Linked DNA regions of Mus musculus: region 2 is linked to region 1. The links are chromatin loops, found by intact Hi-C in ENCODE. Cell type or tissue: left cerebral cortex. All regions are shown on one strand.

Region 1 (8,000 bases):
CCCCATAAGAGTTGGTTAGGAGAGATTTTTTTTTCAATTAACATTTTGGCTTAATATAATTAAATATAAAGCATATGTTGTCTATTAAAATGTTACCTAAAATTCAAGGAAATTTTGGTATATTTCCAAATTGTTAGTGTAGCTTTCCATTTTCACAGGCATTTTCCAGAATATAGAATAGCCTCAAAGGAAAATCATAGTCTGTTGTATGTTAAGTCAGTTCCTCATGGCCCAAATTATATAAAAATAGAATTACAAGCCCTCTCAAAATTTTTATAGAAAAATGTAGGTTTTAATTTAAGATATTTTTTTCTCAGTACCTTTTAAAAATTGGCAAATAAGAGTACATATTTTTGGGGTATCATATGGTTCACTACAGACCTATACTGTACAATATTCAAACCGTTTTATGCATATCTTAGACATTATGATCGTTACTTATAACTTGTCAGGTTGATACAACATGATATCATCTGATATTTATTGGATTATGCATACTATATGTATAATGAATACATATATATATCCAGTCAGACATTAGAAAGGATATTAGAAAGGATAGAATTGTGTTAACTATGAGAACATGGGTGGGTCTGGAATGCATAGTATTTGAATGAAATAACCAGGTTGATAGATACTTCGGTTGAGTATTTGTATTTGTACGTTTTATCTGTTTCCCTCGGATTCTGAAGCTCTGAGGCAGAAAGATCATAGTTACTCGGTCAGACAGTATGGTTTTTGATCTGTGTCCAAGTATAGTATTATTAATGGTAGTGGCCATAACCATAAAGTCAGTATGCGATTTGTTTTAGACTTTGAGTATGCTGGGTAGGGTATGTTTTTACTTGGATTCTCACTTGATCCCATCAGCAGTCTCATGACATAGAAATAAAGTTATCATAACTTTCTGAATGAGAGAGGTCTGGCTTAAAAAAGTTAATTACTGTTTCTAAAGCCACAGAATTAGAAATTAATATGGTTCAGATTTAAGCATAGAAAAATGAACCATTATGCTTTGTCATAAATGCTTTGTGGTTGCACATACCTTTAATCCCAACACTGAGGAAATAGACGGGCAAATTTCTGTGAATTTGAGGCCAGCCTATTCTATAGAGAGTTCTAGGACAACCAGGGCTATATAGTAGGACCCTGTCTAAAAGAAAAAATAAAAATAGAAAAAATATGATAAAAACACACTGTATGAAATTCTCCTAGGGGTGAAAAATGTAAGTCCAGGTTGGCCTTCCAGTCATTTTGCTTACCCCACAGGCAGAGTTGACCCATGAATACTCTGCACCTGAGCCTAGACCTTGAACACACAAGACCTCACACAGTGTATGGAATGATTGTGTCAGTCCTAAGAGGAAGTTTACTATAAATTTTTTCCTAGTTATCTAACTCCTTCATTATATTTATATCTATGTCAATGGAGCACAAATGCCATTTTCATGTACTTTATTTAACACACACACACACACACACACACACACAAAATGAGAGAATGTGAGAAAATAAGAATGAGAGCAAGCAGTGGGCCATTTTGTCCTTTAGGAGTTGCCATAGGCGCTTAAAAAATTGGGTGTTATAATTTGCATTCTGTGTGGTACTGCCCTCTGCTGGCTTTTAGTTGTCATTTCCAACAAAGGGAGCCAATAGGAAAATACATTACATACATCTTAACATTCTAAAATTTCTCCAAGTGCAACTGCCTAATATAAGAACAAAATTATTTCTGAAGTGATTATAAAAGTTAAATCAAGATAATGACATGGATATGCATGGATAGCTCCTCCACAATAAAGACTAGTAAGTCGCTGCTGCCTGGGATGTGTGTATACACACACACACACACACACACACACACACACCCCTACGCCTACACATACATTCATACCTACGTGCATGTGTCCACATGTTAATGAACTTTGGGGTTTTGGAAATTTGGAAATTGGTACAGGCAGTGTTCAGGCTTCTTTTGGCAAACAATTACTTGATCTTTTGTTGCTCTGCCTTTCCTTGTATTCAGAGGGTCTCAGTTCTGTAGCTGGCCTGTGTTGTCATGTCCCTGAGGGTAGGGTTCATGTAGAGGCATGTACTTCCTGCCCAGTGCCTGGTCCTGGACTTATATGTTTTAGGTTCTCTGTGAATGCTTATTGAGTGACTCAGTCAGTCAAGCATTTAAAGCATTTGGGTGTTGGAGTCTAAAAGCTGTGGTTGGAGAAGTGACTTCCCCTCTGGATACAGGCAAGTATTGCTCTAACACGCTTCTGCCCAGGAAGCTGAGAGCTGGCTGTTGAGCAGGTATTAGCACTCTTGGACATTCTATAGCAACTTTTTATCCAAGTTCAGCAAAAGGCCAAAAAAGCTAGTGTTTAGTGTAGTATTAGAGTTGCCTACTTCCTGTGCTGGTGGAATTTCCCTACATTGTGATATATGTCTTAGAAACGTGTGAGGTGTGCATTTAACTGTGCTATTAGCATCTTTCTTAATCCTGCCCTGGGATATACCTCCTGGTGTAGCCATTTTCAAAGCTTCTGTTGGGAGAGAAGCAAAGGAGCTACATAGATAAGTTAGGCCCATTCTGCCAGGTGAGAAGGTTCAGGAAGTGACCATCGCTGAGTGAGAGAAATAGCCTTATCCTCCATCTGTCAGTAGGGAACTGAGTCTCACGGAGTTGAAGTAAGTTAAGCCTAGGATGCAGAAAGAGAATTTGAATTTGAACCCAATTACCTGTCTCTAGCTCACACACACCTCTGACCCCTTTTTAACCTCGTAGTAGCTGTTGGTGGACAGCAGTAACCCTCAACAACTGTGTCAGTCAGCTTTGTGTCACCATTACAGAACATCTGAGCTAATTCAATTAAAACAACTTTTTATTGTTTTGGAGGTTCCCATCTATGATCTCTAGGGACCTGTGGTAAGCAGCACATTGTGGCAGGAGCTCACAGTCCCTGCCAGCAAACAAGAAAAGAGGAAGAAAGGGTCAGCATCTCAATTCCCATTCAAGACCATAGCACTAGCAACCGAAGCACTTCACAGTCTTTCAAAGGTTCTACAGCTACCCATGATGCCTTCCACGTGCACCCATTTAAAACACAACAGCTTTTGGGAGCATTGATTATCCAAACTGGAGCAACTGCTCTTAGTGATTTGCCCAGCACAGTCTGCTGTGCTTTCTGTAGTTCTTAATCAGTTTATGGAGTTTGTAGTATTTTAGGTTAAAAATGAGAAAACCTAAGTCAAAATGCTATTTTTTGGATGGGCATAATGGCTAATGAACAGCTAACGTGTTTGAGCTAGCAAAGATGGCAAAGGTCCCTACACTGTCCAGCACAGAGCCTTGTGAGTCTTGTGAGGACAAGAGGCAGTGGGGGAAGGTGTTAGAGATTGTTAAGAGAAGGTTTGAAAAGGAAAAGAGAAAAGCTGTTGGAAATATCAGTGTAGGCCGTTCTTAAAGTGTTGGATTTAACTAGCTGTTTCCTGCGAGTCTGGGCATATGCATTGATAGGAAAAATAGAGGCAAAGTAGTAAAGCAAGTCTCTGATGCTCTCGTGTATTTGAGGTGTGGGCTATAAGCCACATGGCTCTTCACAGTTATTTCTCTCCACAGTGACCTTCTTGTTCTGTACCAAGTGAATTAAAACAGTGGGAACACTGAAGTACACTGTGGGCCTTGTTTTACTGAACCTTGATGTTTTCTAAGTTGATATTTAAGGAATTGTGAAGATTTATGTTCTGCCCTCATGTATGCCTGCTTGCCAGAAGAGGGCACCAGATCTCAGTATAGATGGTTGCTGGGAATTGAACTCAGGATTCTTAACCTCCGAGCCATCGCTCCAGCCCTGTTCCTTGTGTTTTTAGCCACAGTAATGGGCTACCTATCCTTTCATACTGATAGCAGTTAATGCTTTGCTTTTGTTCCATGTAGCTCTTTAATTTAAATGATTTCTTTGTAGGTATGTTGGTTATTTTAATGGTAGGAACCCCTTAAAATGGACTTTCTGGGGACAAAGCCCTCTGGTGCTCATTAAGTACCTTAAGAGTTTGGAACCACTATAATGCATATCAGGTGTCGAACTATGTAAATAGGGTGGTAGATGGCCTGGGGAGGGGGAGAGGGCAGCTCTAGCTCTCTTGAAACTCACTCTGTAACCCAGGCTGGCCTCAGAGTGAGAACTGCCTGCTTCTGCCTCGGAGTCCCAAGCACTGGGGTTAAAGGTGTGCACTACCACACTGGATTTGTAAATGGCTTTTGAGGTTGTTCCTTAATAAGATATGTTTGGATCTATAATGAAAAATGAGTTACTGTTTACAGTTAGAAAATGAGCTCATTTATTAATGAATAAAAATCATTTTAGAGACTTTGCACTTGAGGACCAGAAGTCTCTAACTTGAGAGTGCATCAGAACTACCGAGAGGCCTCATGAAAGTAGATGACTGGTATTTACCTCCACAGTTTCAGTAATTCTGAATAGTGCCGGAATTTGCATTTCCAAGATTCCCAGGTGCTGCTAATAGTCTAGGGACTACTACAGTTTGAGAAAGTTAGACCAGTCAGTCTGTCCCATGCTGTAGGAGACCTGCCTGCCACTAGATGGCATCAGAGCACTTTTTAGAGCATAGTCATTGACCTAAGTCTTAAGTCTCTTGATCAGAGTGAGTGAGTTAGTTAGTTAGTTTGTTTGTTTGTTTATTTATTTATTTATTTATTTATTTGTTTATTTTGGTTTCTCCAGACAGGGTTTCTCTGTATAGCCCTGGCTGTCCTGGAACTCACTTTGTAGACCAGGCTGGCCTCGAACTCAGAAATTCACCTGCCTCCCGAGTGCTGGGATTAAAAGGCATGCGCCACCACGCCTGGCGATTTGTTAACTTTTATAATCACTTTAAAATACATACATATTCATAATTTTGTCCTTTTTTCAGTTGAAACAATGTAGAAGGTTAAAAGTGTGAAACACACTGCCCGTTGGCTTTTTTTTTTTTTTTAATGGAGATTTTATTTCCCTTATTTGAGAATCTTAAGTGTTGGGTACATCAAAACCAATTTCTGGGATGAGGGAAAAAAAACAGAACCCACAATAGAAAAAAAAGTTATTGTCTGGGTCACAACAGAACCCAGAGAATATATTCTTATAATTGAAAAATTATAGGTGCTTCATAAATTGACCTTCTGATACAAAATGACCTATTGAATTTGCAACTTGGTTCTTGGTGTGGAGGTCCACAGACAACTAGGCGGTCTTCAGACCTTAGCTGGATGCCACGAGCGGTTATTTGGCTTTCCACTCTTTTTTTCTTGTCTAAGAGGCAGCAGCAGCAACAGTGCTTCTTTACAGTGTTGATCGGTTCCCTTTTAAAGGGCTCTCGGAAAAGTGTTTTTGACTGTTTTTTTGCCTCTCCTCTTTCTTACCTTGGAGTCTCACTCCATACATTCCAGCTGTGTCACCACCTCCAGATGTTTTACTCACTGATGACCTAAGAGCTAGATGGTTCTCTACATGGTGGTTCTGGGGAGAGGTACTGGCTTGCTCTGTTCTGTGTGCTAAGCTCTCCTGTTCACAGTAGCATGTTTTATTTTGAAATAGCAAAACTTCCTGATTTTTTTTTTTTTTTTTTGGTTTTTCGAGACAGGGTTTCTCTATATAGTCTTGGCTGTCCTGGAACTCATTTTGTAGACCAGGCTGGCCTCGAACTCAGAAATCCGCCTGTCTCTGCCTCCCAAGTGCTGGGATTAAAGGCTTGCGCCACCACGCCCGGCTCTGATTTTTTTTTTTTTTAAACAGACTATGTATAGTACCTAAATACTGTTTGGATTTTTCTAGACCTTTGACAATGCTTTTGCTATTGATTCTTTTGTTTTCTTCTCAGCTTTTTTTGTTTTGTTTTATTTTGTTTTTGTTTTTTTTTCTTGACCTTTGGAGCTGGGGCTTCAGTTAGATTTCAGTGATCAAACTTCGGATAAAAAGGACTAAAACAGATAAAAAGAAGAAAAAAAAAAAGAAACAAACAAACAAGTAGGAGTCACTCAGTAAAAAGCCAGGCCAGCACCAAATCATGTCTCTGGCCATTGGCAAGAACTGATGCTGGCTTAATGCTATGCAGAGATGACAACAGAGGCAGAAGTAGAACTGACATGAGGAGCCTTTTGTGAAGCACTGTAGTCCTCTTTTAATGACATAAAGTTTTAATGTCTTGTGGTCAGAGGGAAGGAGCTTTTATGAGGACGACACGTAGCACAGCTGAAAGCAGCTTGATTCTTCTAGAGATCATTACCCACACTGTTCTTTCCCCGTTACAGACGAAGTCCTGTATTCATGCTGTGCGTTTCTGTATACCATTACTTATGTGTACACGTGCAGCCTGATAAAACTACAGTGTTTGCCACATGTGTAATTTAAAATTTTCTACTGCCCTTCTTTCATAAAATATGGAGGAAGGAGAGATTTGTAATGTTTTATTTAACCTAGTGTATCTGAAACTATTTTTCGGGACCAGAGAGATGGCTTTATGGGTAAGAGGATTGGCTGCTTTTCCAGAGGACCTAGGTTCAATTCCTATAACCCAGGCTATACCACACCTGCTTCTACACTAGACACTACTCATGTCCATAGTATATCCGTAGACATAATGCAGTCAAAACATCTATACACACAAATATAATTTAAAAAGTAAATAAAGATAAAATATTTTTATGTGTCATAAATATGAAAGCTCCTAAGGAGTTCTTTTGACACAGCGTGGGCACTGAAATCAGAATCCTACAGTACACTAGACTCCAGACTAGCCACACTGCTTATGCTTATTGGTCACATATAACACTTTATGAGATGACAAAAGACACATAAGGGTTATTTCACTTCTCTGTGACAGAGTAAGAAATAAGAGATGGCCAAATCAGCTAGATCTGCAGCTCTTTAGCAGTTCTGGTGAGTCTTCCAATCAAACCGGTGGAAGAATGAGACACTCAGTTTCTCCTGCACTCTCCTCTGCTGAAACTGTGGCTAGTATTTTAGGGTTTTCCCCAAATTGTTTAGCCAGCTTAAAATAAAAAGTGCATTGTTTCTGAGGATCCTGTTACATTTGCTTCTGTATAAAATGTTGTGTGTTCATTTGAATCCACATCTACAGTTCTTCATATTTTGTAGCTGATGTGGTAAATCAGTTTCATATGCTGTTGGGCAAGCTGGAAGGTTAAGCCTCTTAACTTCGGCAGCCAGCATATTCTAGTTGCTGTAAACAATTAAGCCTGTCAGCAGTTGACCTTGGGAATGCTAATTTGCTTGTCCCTGGGTGCCGCCTCAGGCCCTGGCTTTCTCTCTGTGGGTGGGAGTTGTGAACCTGGTTTGGAGAAGAACTAGAGGCATTTGAGGCCAGCTCCAAACAGATGTGCTTCTTGCTTCACTTTTGCATGTGACCACAGTTGCAAGAGGCATATTCTTGCATGTTTTTTTTAAGGCCTGTGGAATCAGAGAGCAAAGTTGAAAGGCAGCTTCTTTACCTTTGGATCTGTTCTTGCCCTTCAGTAGAGTCCTCATCTGTCATGGCGAAGGTTGATTTAAAACCAGCAGTCTTTTTCATTGGGGTTCACTGTGCGTCTTAAACTTACAAGAAGAGTTGAAAGCCACCTTTTATCACACACACACACACACACTCCTTGCTTTGTGATTTTTTACTGACAGGGTCTTACCATGTAACCCAGGCTCGCCTCAAAGTTACTACCCTCCTACCTCATCCTCCAGAAGGCTGAGATTACAGGAATCCATAAGCACACCTGGTTTCGTATTCATGGCAGTTATTTTGTGTCTGGTCAAGAATAAGGCGAATAATTGAGGAGAAGGGGGTGCTAGCTGGGAAGTTATACTCACTGAGAAGTTCTTCATGGGCTCTCTGTAAGTGTGCATACCTGAGAGAGGAAGGTTGAGAGTATTTATTCAATTCTAAATTAATTACTGCCATTGTAAACTGGTGACGGCAGCAGTGACCACTTTAACCTGAAG
Region 2 (8,000 bases), 1.4 Mb after region 1:
TACAAAAGTACGAGTTCTTTCAATACAAAAAGTTGTGTAGCTGAAGTTGTAGGCTCCTTTGACATACATAAGCAGTCTCAATAAAATATTTGCTCGGGTAAGAAAATAGAATTTGTCTGGTTTCTCTTTTTGTACGTGTTCCACGGGGTCTTGCTTATTATCCCTTTCCAGAGCTTCAGAAAAACACTGGAATTAATATTTCTTTCCTTCAAAGAGTGTCCATAATTCACAGTACAAAATAGTTCTATGTCTTATTCCTAAAGAGAGACAAAAATTATTAATATACTTTTTTCCCCCTAAAGTGCCAGATGTAGCCATTGCCAGAACATTAAAGTAAAAAAATGTTTTCCCCACAACACTGCAGTCTTAAAAAGCAAGAGATGACACGACACTGTATCTTAGAGCCCTAAATTGATGTTCTTTACTTTAGAGCAATGGTTCTCGACCGAATCCTATGACCCTTAAATATGGTTACTTTCTCAGGTTGTAGTGACCCTCAACCACAGAATTATTCTGTTGTTACTTCATAACTATAATTTTGCTACTGTTATGAACCGTAATGCAAATACCTAGCATGCAACATCCAAAAGGATCAGGACCCACAGGTTGAGGACCACTGCCTTAGACTTTCTACCCCCTAAGAAAACTTTCAGCGTGTTAGCTCTTCCTAAGTATTACATATTTGGCATTATTAGTACCCAGCAAAACTGCTGGCAGCACATTCCAGAAACCATCGTCTGAAACAGATCAACTTTCAAAGAGGAATGCTACAGGTGGGGTGGACCTTAGGAGTTCTTCCTTTGCAGGTACTTCATATATAACACAAGTTACCTGCTACACTTAGTATGGTCTTTGAGGTCTGAGAAAGAAGGCAAGGATGGGAGAGCCGGGAGAGTTTGCTATTCCAGAGCTGCTGGTGGACAGCCATTCTGATTCCTCCCCTCCTGCAGTCTACACAGCGGGCATCAATTTCCACTTTCACAAATCTGTTAGACATAGGTTTCCCTAAATAATATCCTCTGTGTTTATTCTCTCTGCTGTTCCATGGACAAGACTATGTAATCAAATACCTATGAGCTCATTAAACAGGGAAATCAGATCCATACTCCTAACTAGAAAATGGTTCTCCTCCAATGTCTGAAACCAAGGCTAGTGTGTAGGTAGCTCATCTTTGACATTCAAAGAACAAGGACTTGCTTGGTAAGCATTATAAAAGCAGAAAGAGCATTTGATGCCTTTATAACTAACGAAACCGTTTCATACTGAGGTACTATGAAGATTTAGGCTTATTAAAAAAAGGGGGGAGGGGGAGTTCAAAGATTCCCCAAGCAAGAAGCCCAACAATGACCGTGGCTTCAGGACACTCAAGTAAGATTTTGTTCCAATCTAAGAACTAGTTCCAGTGTTATAAAAACTGGTGGAAGCAGCAAAGGCCTTTAAGTATGCTCAGTTTTTGAAAGCAGTTGACAGACTGCCTATAAGCCCTCGGCAGTCAAAGGTCTGCCTTCGGTTCAGGCACCAGGCTGTCGCAGTCTTAAAGCCTTGTACTAAAGTGCACGGAAGTTCAGTTGCAGACACAATTGCTACCTCTTCAGCCTGTCCGAATGCCGCCACCACCAACCTACGTTTGGGACTGTCATCAAATCTCTTCTGACAGTACTACATGGGATCTGTGTCTGATGCCACCACCCTTAGTAAAGGGTTCTGAATCGGATGTTCTCCAAGCCACAAAGAAATTGGGTACATATGACAAGACTTTGTACTTTAAACTTCACCCATCATGGATGGCAAAGTAACCCTCACCCTACCACAGCAACTGTCTGTCGAGGAAGGGAGACCAGGGAGAGAAAAACAAAAAGCAAAACGAACCCTAGGTCCAGCTTGGTTTTTAAAGGGTTACTTTCACCACTTAGCAAGGGGACAAGGAGAGATTTAATTCTTTCCAGGGTAGCACTGGTTGATTCCCTAGAGGATACTTTATGGGGTGGCACAAGCCAACCCCATCTGTGACCTGCAGATGAACACGCCAAACAGGTTTAATTAGATCAGAGACACAAAGGGCTATTGCCTCCCCTGATAACAACACCATAGCTCTAAGAGTCCACAACAGCAGGCCAAAAACACAGGAGGCAGAATGGCACCTTAATTGAATCCTTTCCCTGGCTGGCCCTTGACAATGATTTACTTGTAACCGGGGGAAGGAATTGGAGTCTAAGCCAAAGACTCCGCTTAGAGCCAGCTTCCCAAGAGGAGGTACTTGGGGATAGGGAGGGGGAGGTAGTGAAATCCTTTTGTAGCCTGTAGCCTGAGTTTGCTAAAGTATTTGCTGCACTTAATACGGGGCTGTTTGGTTTTGGTCTGCTGATCCCAGATCTTGTAGTTTCAGCAGCCTTGTGCCCCGGGAATCCCATAAAAATAAATCACTCCAGCTTCTAGGATCCCAAGCACAGCTCAGCGGGGGAAGCAGATAAGCAGTTCTCCCAGCAGACCCGAAGCGGCTCCTCCCCAATCCTCTCCGGCCTTTGTACCCTGCATCCTCCAAGCTGAGTGTAGTGAGGGATCCAGAGAGACAGAATGCAGGGCAAATGTGCTCTGAGATTTCCCCCAAGCCTGCTTGTATACGAAGGGTTAAATTTGGTCCCAGATCTGATAGGGTTGAAGCCGCAAGCAAGTTCCCACTTTACCCCACCTGGGAAAGGAAGGTGGACTGAGAGGGCCTGAAGAAAAAGCATCCCATGGCCACCCACCAGCCAATCCTACCTGCTCCCTAAGTCCCCTTCCTCCTCCCCTGTCCAAAGCCTGCAGTACATTTCACCAACTCCGCTTTTTCCAAAAGGCCCAGGAATACTAAATGGGGCCCAAGTGTTGGGGGGGGGAGAAGAGCGGGAGGAAGAGGGCGTGGCTGCAGCAAACAGCTTCCTTTTGTAGCTCTGAGCCCAGTTCAAGTATCAGTGCACGACCGAGTCTCCGTTCTCCTCCTCGGAGCCCGATGCTGGGGGACGCAGGGGGGACGGTGTAGTCCGAGTCGCGTCGCTGTCGCCCTCATCCGGCTCAGCCGGGTGCAGGTGCGTGGCGAGCTCCTGTAGCACCGCCGCGCGTCCGATCTGGTCGTTGCGCCGCTTCTCCATGATCAAGTCCTCCAGGCTCTGGAACTCGAGAGTGTGGCTGCGCTGAGCCGAGAGCTGAATCTGCAAACGGTAGGGCTGCTTGCCGATGCGCAGCTCGCCACCGATCTTGAACTCGCGTTTGCCATAGCGGCACCAGGCCGCAAAGCTCTCGGAGTTGCGCCAGCTGAGCTCGCGCTCCTTGGCGCCCACGTGGGCCAGCGCGTTGCGCACTACAGCGCTAGGGCTCAGTGGCTTGTAGCGATACAGATCGTTGACCACGCGGCCGCGCCGGCCCTGGCTCGCATCGGTCAGGAAGCTGTTGCTCACCTCCAGCCGGTGCAAATGCACCACCTGGAAATTGCCCACGTAGACAGCCCAGTGCGGGTATTGAGCCTGCGATACAAACTCCACCAGGTCACCCGGACTGCACTTGTTGAGCAAGTTCTCCGGTGTGTAGGTGCTCAGAGCCGCCGATCCTGGCGCGAAGCTTTTCTGATAGATGCACTCATCACGATAAAACACCGAGCATTCCACCTCGTGCTGCCGCGGGTCGTAGGGCTGCGGCGGGGGCAGGGGAGGCCGATCCCCGGAGTCGGACAAAGCTCCGCCATCAAGCCCCTGGGGCGGTGGCTGAGGTTCCACATCCTCGTCGTCATTGGAGAAAATATAAGAGACTCCGATGCGGGGCCCATCGTCTCGATCCACGCCGGTCGGGTCGGCCGTGGGAACTTCCTTATAACTTAGGTGGGTCAGTTTTTCCACCTGGTTGCCCATTACGCTGTGGACTCTCGTTCACAAGACTTCAAGAGGAGAAAGCGAAACCACCGTCAGAGTCATTGGCACTGGTGCCCGGGCAGGGGCTAAAGCCACCTGTTGGAAGAGAAGACGAGGGAGATGTTTGTAGGTGCCACTCCAGAAAAAGACGTTTGTTTCTTGAAAAAGAACCGGTAGGGGCCCGAGCACCTGGAGCCATTTTAGGAGAAGTCTGGGGGACGTGCTTCCTCGCGTTTCTACACCACTAAGGTCACGATCACTGGAGACATGGCCACTCCAGCTTTCCCCTTCCTCCAGCTATCACCTGGACCCAGCCAAAGCCATTGCATCAGCAGCTCCGACAGCTTCCGCCCGCGCCCTACCTGCCAACCCTGGGCAGGAGTGGGGGAGGGAAGGAAATAGAAACTTTATTCCAATTTCCTTCTCTTTCCTAACTTCCCCTCCCACTCCGGATCCTAACTAGCCCTTTGACGTCCTTCAATGTCTGCACCCCCAAGAACCTGCTAGGCTACCTTGGCGTGGAGGTGGCAGGTGAGCCTCCGGACTAGACTCACCTGCCGCAAGTCACTGCGGCTCGTCGGCCCCTCCCCCGCGCGCCTGCCCTGGGGTTCAGATTACCTGCGCGGACTCTCTCCCCGAGAGGTAGAAGCCCTAGGGGACCGGGAGGGGCACCCTGCCGCACCCGAGACTTCTAGGGCGAGTTCGCAGGTGTGGGCTCCGCAGTGCCTCCTCTCCCAGCGCAGACCAAGGCGAAGCTGGGCTTCGGGGAAGGACGCATTTCTCCCTCGCCGCCCCCCGCGGTTGTGTAGAGCCCCAAGACTTGAAGATGGGGGGCAATGCCTGTTCACGATCGTTGCTGCACGACCCCTCACGCAGATTTCCAGGAAGGTGGGGCACGAGGAGGGAAGCCGAAGGAGCTAGCTGGGTTTCCCGGGGGCCGCAGCTCCCGCTCGGGCTAGGCGAGCAACAAGCGCCGGAGCGGGAGGGACGGGATTGTAGATCCGGCTCGGGGCTCCCGGGCGGGAGTGCAGCCCGTGGCATTTAAAGAGACAGACGTGGCTCTGAGAGCTCCGGTCTTTCCTGTACCCAGCTTAGTCCCTCGGAGCCCCGCCCCCGCCCCGCCCACTAGGGCTGCTCCGCCCTTCCAGGACCGTGCCCCCTCCGTAGCGGGTTTAAATCGGGCTGGTAAATAGTGTACCTCCCACGGGAGCAGGCTTCCTCTACCGCCCTGAGCCCCCTTGCCTTTCTGTTATGCTGAGTTGGGGTTCTGAGAAGTTGGAAGCAAGACGCCACCTGCCAGTATAGAAATGCAAGTGGTGAAATGTTGGTCTTTCTTCCTCTTCTCCTTCCATTTCTTCTTAGATGGAGTATCTAAAGAAAGAGAGACAGACTTTTCTTATCAGAACGTTTTTATAACCTAAAGTAGTCTGTGCTGCAACAGTTCAAGAAACACATCAGCTAAAACCTGTTTCCAGAGCAAGTAATAATTTTGGATAGTAAATAATAATAATAATAATAATTCAGAAAGAGGAAGCAGTATAATACAGGACTTAGTTGACTAGCTCCTCAAATCCCTAATGACTGTTAGGTGTCCCTCCAAGTAAACTCAACATTAACTTCACAGCCTTCTTTGTTTTAGATTTCTTTTCTAGTTGTGAGAGAAAGCATGCAGAAATGGGATGGGGGTGTAGAGTTGCTTAATTGTCCTTAAATTAAAAACAAATTAGCAGAGACTCCTGGTGAATATATTTCCTTCCTCCTGAGGGAAGTGACAGCCTTGTTGGTTATTAACCTCCTCAAGAGGACACTTTCTTCCCTGCTGGGGTCATTTCTCTACCCCAGACCTAAACTACTAAAGTGATTTTTGTTGCTGCTGCTACTACTGCTCCTCCTCCTCCTTCCCCTTCCCCTTCCTCTCCCCTCCTACCCCTCCTCTCCCCCTCCCCCTCCTCTTCCTTCTTCTTTCCTCCTCCTTCTCCTCTCCCCTCCTTCTTCTAAATAGTGGGTCAGAACAGAAATAGACAATCTTAGGAAGCACCCTAGCCAGTTAACAGTGCAATTCAAGACCTGCACCTTGTTTTCCATCGACTGAATTTTTCCAAGTAACATTATTTATTCATTCTGTGCATACCAACCAGTGGAAACAGGAATATACTAACACTACTATGATCCTTTTTAGTTTGAAAGCAGAAACAAAAATCAATCTACTTATGTACCTTTAAGCCAAAACAATCAATATTGTCAAGGCTCTGATGGAAGTTAGTCCTTCAGCAAGCCTAAGATCACAGTATAAGCTACACCAAACGAGAGGTCGGTGTGTATCCTAAAGGTTTAATTTCAATATGTTCTGATTGGCTGGAGATATATGAGGTTAGGAGAGTGGTTCCTGGACATTTGAGTAACGTGCTCCAGGAGCCATCACTCCTACCATGTGAGCACAGAGATGAGTGTTACACATAGAATTTGGCTGTTGAGTGGTGAGACCTTCTGCCAGACACTGTGGGCCAGTTTGCCCCTGTATGACACTGGATGGGCTGGGAAGAGGTGGAGTCTGTGGGAAGGGAACAGTTGTACAGTAGGCTGCTGCTTACACCCTGAGTTCAAGTCCTAAAGGCTGAGAAAGCAGTACTTCTTTGACTCTCTCTTATTATCTCAGCAGTTGCTCAGTTATTCAATTGGCCAATGATAAAGTCCCAGAGGGAGCAGACATCACATCATCTTATCTAGTACTCACTCAGTTAATAAGTGTTTAGTAGATGCTGGAGGGGAAGTTTTCCATAGACCAAAAATCACTCACACACACACACACACACACACACACACACACACACACACAGAGAGAGAGAGAGAGAGAGAGAGAGAGAGAGAGAGAGAGAGAGAAATGACTTCCTGGTTTTATGAAGCAATCAGCAAGTAAGCATGTGATACCTTTGATAGCCATTGTCTGGTGCAGATTTTTTTTTTAATTAATGAATGTCAAGGGCTCAACCTCCGTCTGGCCACATGGAGCACTGGGTCAGAGGTTATACAATGTCTCTAAAAAGGCTTTGTTCATCTCAAATAATTAGTGAATGAAAGTTGAGCTTACCAGTTTTAGTAGAAAAAAATCTAAGACTATAAACCCAATAGTCCCATTACCTAGGATGGTAAGCATTGAAGGGCTGGAGCTGGTGGCTCTGGCTCTGAGGCTGCTCTGAGTGACAGCTTTTCAAAGGTGTGCTCTACAATTGCTTCCCCTCCTGTCCTGTCATCTCACTTAAGGAGGTCCCCCTCCTGGCCCTAGGAGTCTCTCTGCTAACCCCCTTTCCATCCAACAGACATGTATTTCACACCTTATCACTTGATTATGTATAATGTAGCTCATGACTATATGCTATTTCCCACTGTTTTCTAATTCATATATTGACTATTTATGTATTTCTTCTTTGTGGTGCAGAGGACAGAACCTGGGCTGTTGTACATGATAGGTAAGCTTTCTATTGTTTTCTCCCTTTCACATGTTTTGAGATACTGTCACACTAAGTTGTCCAGGCTGGCACTGAATTCTTTGTAGCTAGACTTTCAATCCTCCTGCTGCTACTTCCCAAGGACTGTCCCCAGGTCAACTGCTAATTCAAATATTTAATATTCTTTCTTTTATTTCTATTTTTAATTGATTTTGTTATTATTTTTAACTTATTAATTTTAAGAGAACTTCATTCAAAATCTGTTCCTAGAAGACATATTAGACATGTGCCCATCATAGCATGCATTCATTCTACAAGTTAGCATCATAGCATGCGTTCATTCTATGAGCCCAGCATATACCTTGCTAGATACTCCTGTCCTCCAAGAGCTCAGTTACAGTTGAGGACACAGACTAATAGAGTCTTTAGCACTCGCTGGCATGTTCTATAAGAACAGGAAATAGAAGAGACTGAGGTAAAATGAATCTCAAAACCCGTGGATTGGGCAATGGATAACAAACGGCTTACCATTGGGATTTCATACTGTTGGGTTAACAATATTCTAAATTTGAGAGTTACTACCATTGAGTGGCCTCTCAGATCCATAGCTTTAAGAAGGCCATGTCTTCTTCCAAACTGGGAAGACAGAAAAGCACATATCTGTTTTACTTCC

Evidence for each region. Hi-C counts contacts between places; a loop is a spot of excess contacts. Peaks named below come from ENCODE experiments on the same cell type or tissue, not always from the same donor. Only the 100,000 strongest peaks of a DNase experiment are listed, where the experiment ranks them.
Region 2: a loop joins it to region 1, with 6 times the contacts of the local background. A loop is called at or near these places in 5 of 42 quality-filtered maps.

The regions. Positions count from the first base shown.
Region 1 is chr15:59,384,825-59,392,824 of GRCm38, forward strand. All of the region lies in intron 2 of Nsmce2 (NSE2/MMS21 homolog, SMC5-SMC6 complex SUMO ligase), which reads left to right. Among named protein-coding and RNA genes, the nearest start is that of Nsmce2, 15 kb to the left of the region's middle. In left cerebral cortex, CTCF peaks have their summits at 1,603 (motif pointing left), 3,764 (motif pointing right) and 4,585 (motif pointing right); a DNase peak (open chromatin) is centred at 4,592.
Region 2 is chr15:60,820,015-60,828,014 of GRCm38, forward strand. Lratd2 (LRAT domain containing 1) reads right to left here and starts at 5,066. Exons shown (of 2, transcript NM_001162926.1): 1 at 4,500-5,066; 2 at 1-3,977. The coding sequence starts at 3,881. The coding sequence ends at 2,949. It overlaps 9930014A18Rik (RIKEN cDNA 9930014A18 gene), which reads left to right and starts at 2,951. Exons shown (of 3, transcript NR_030696.1): 1 at 2,951-4,769; 2 at 7,318-7,348. In left cerebral cortex, CTCF peaks have their summits at 3,089 and 5,149; DNase peaks (open chromatin) are centred at 1,581, 2,247, 2,528, 3,162 and 3 more places; H3K4me3 peaks cover 4,077 bases; H3K27ac peaks cover 2,151 bases.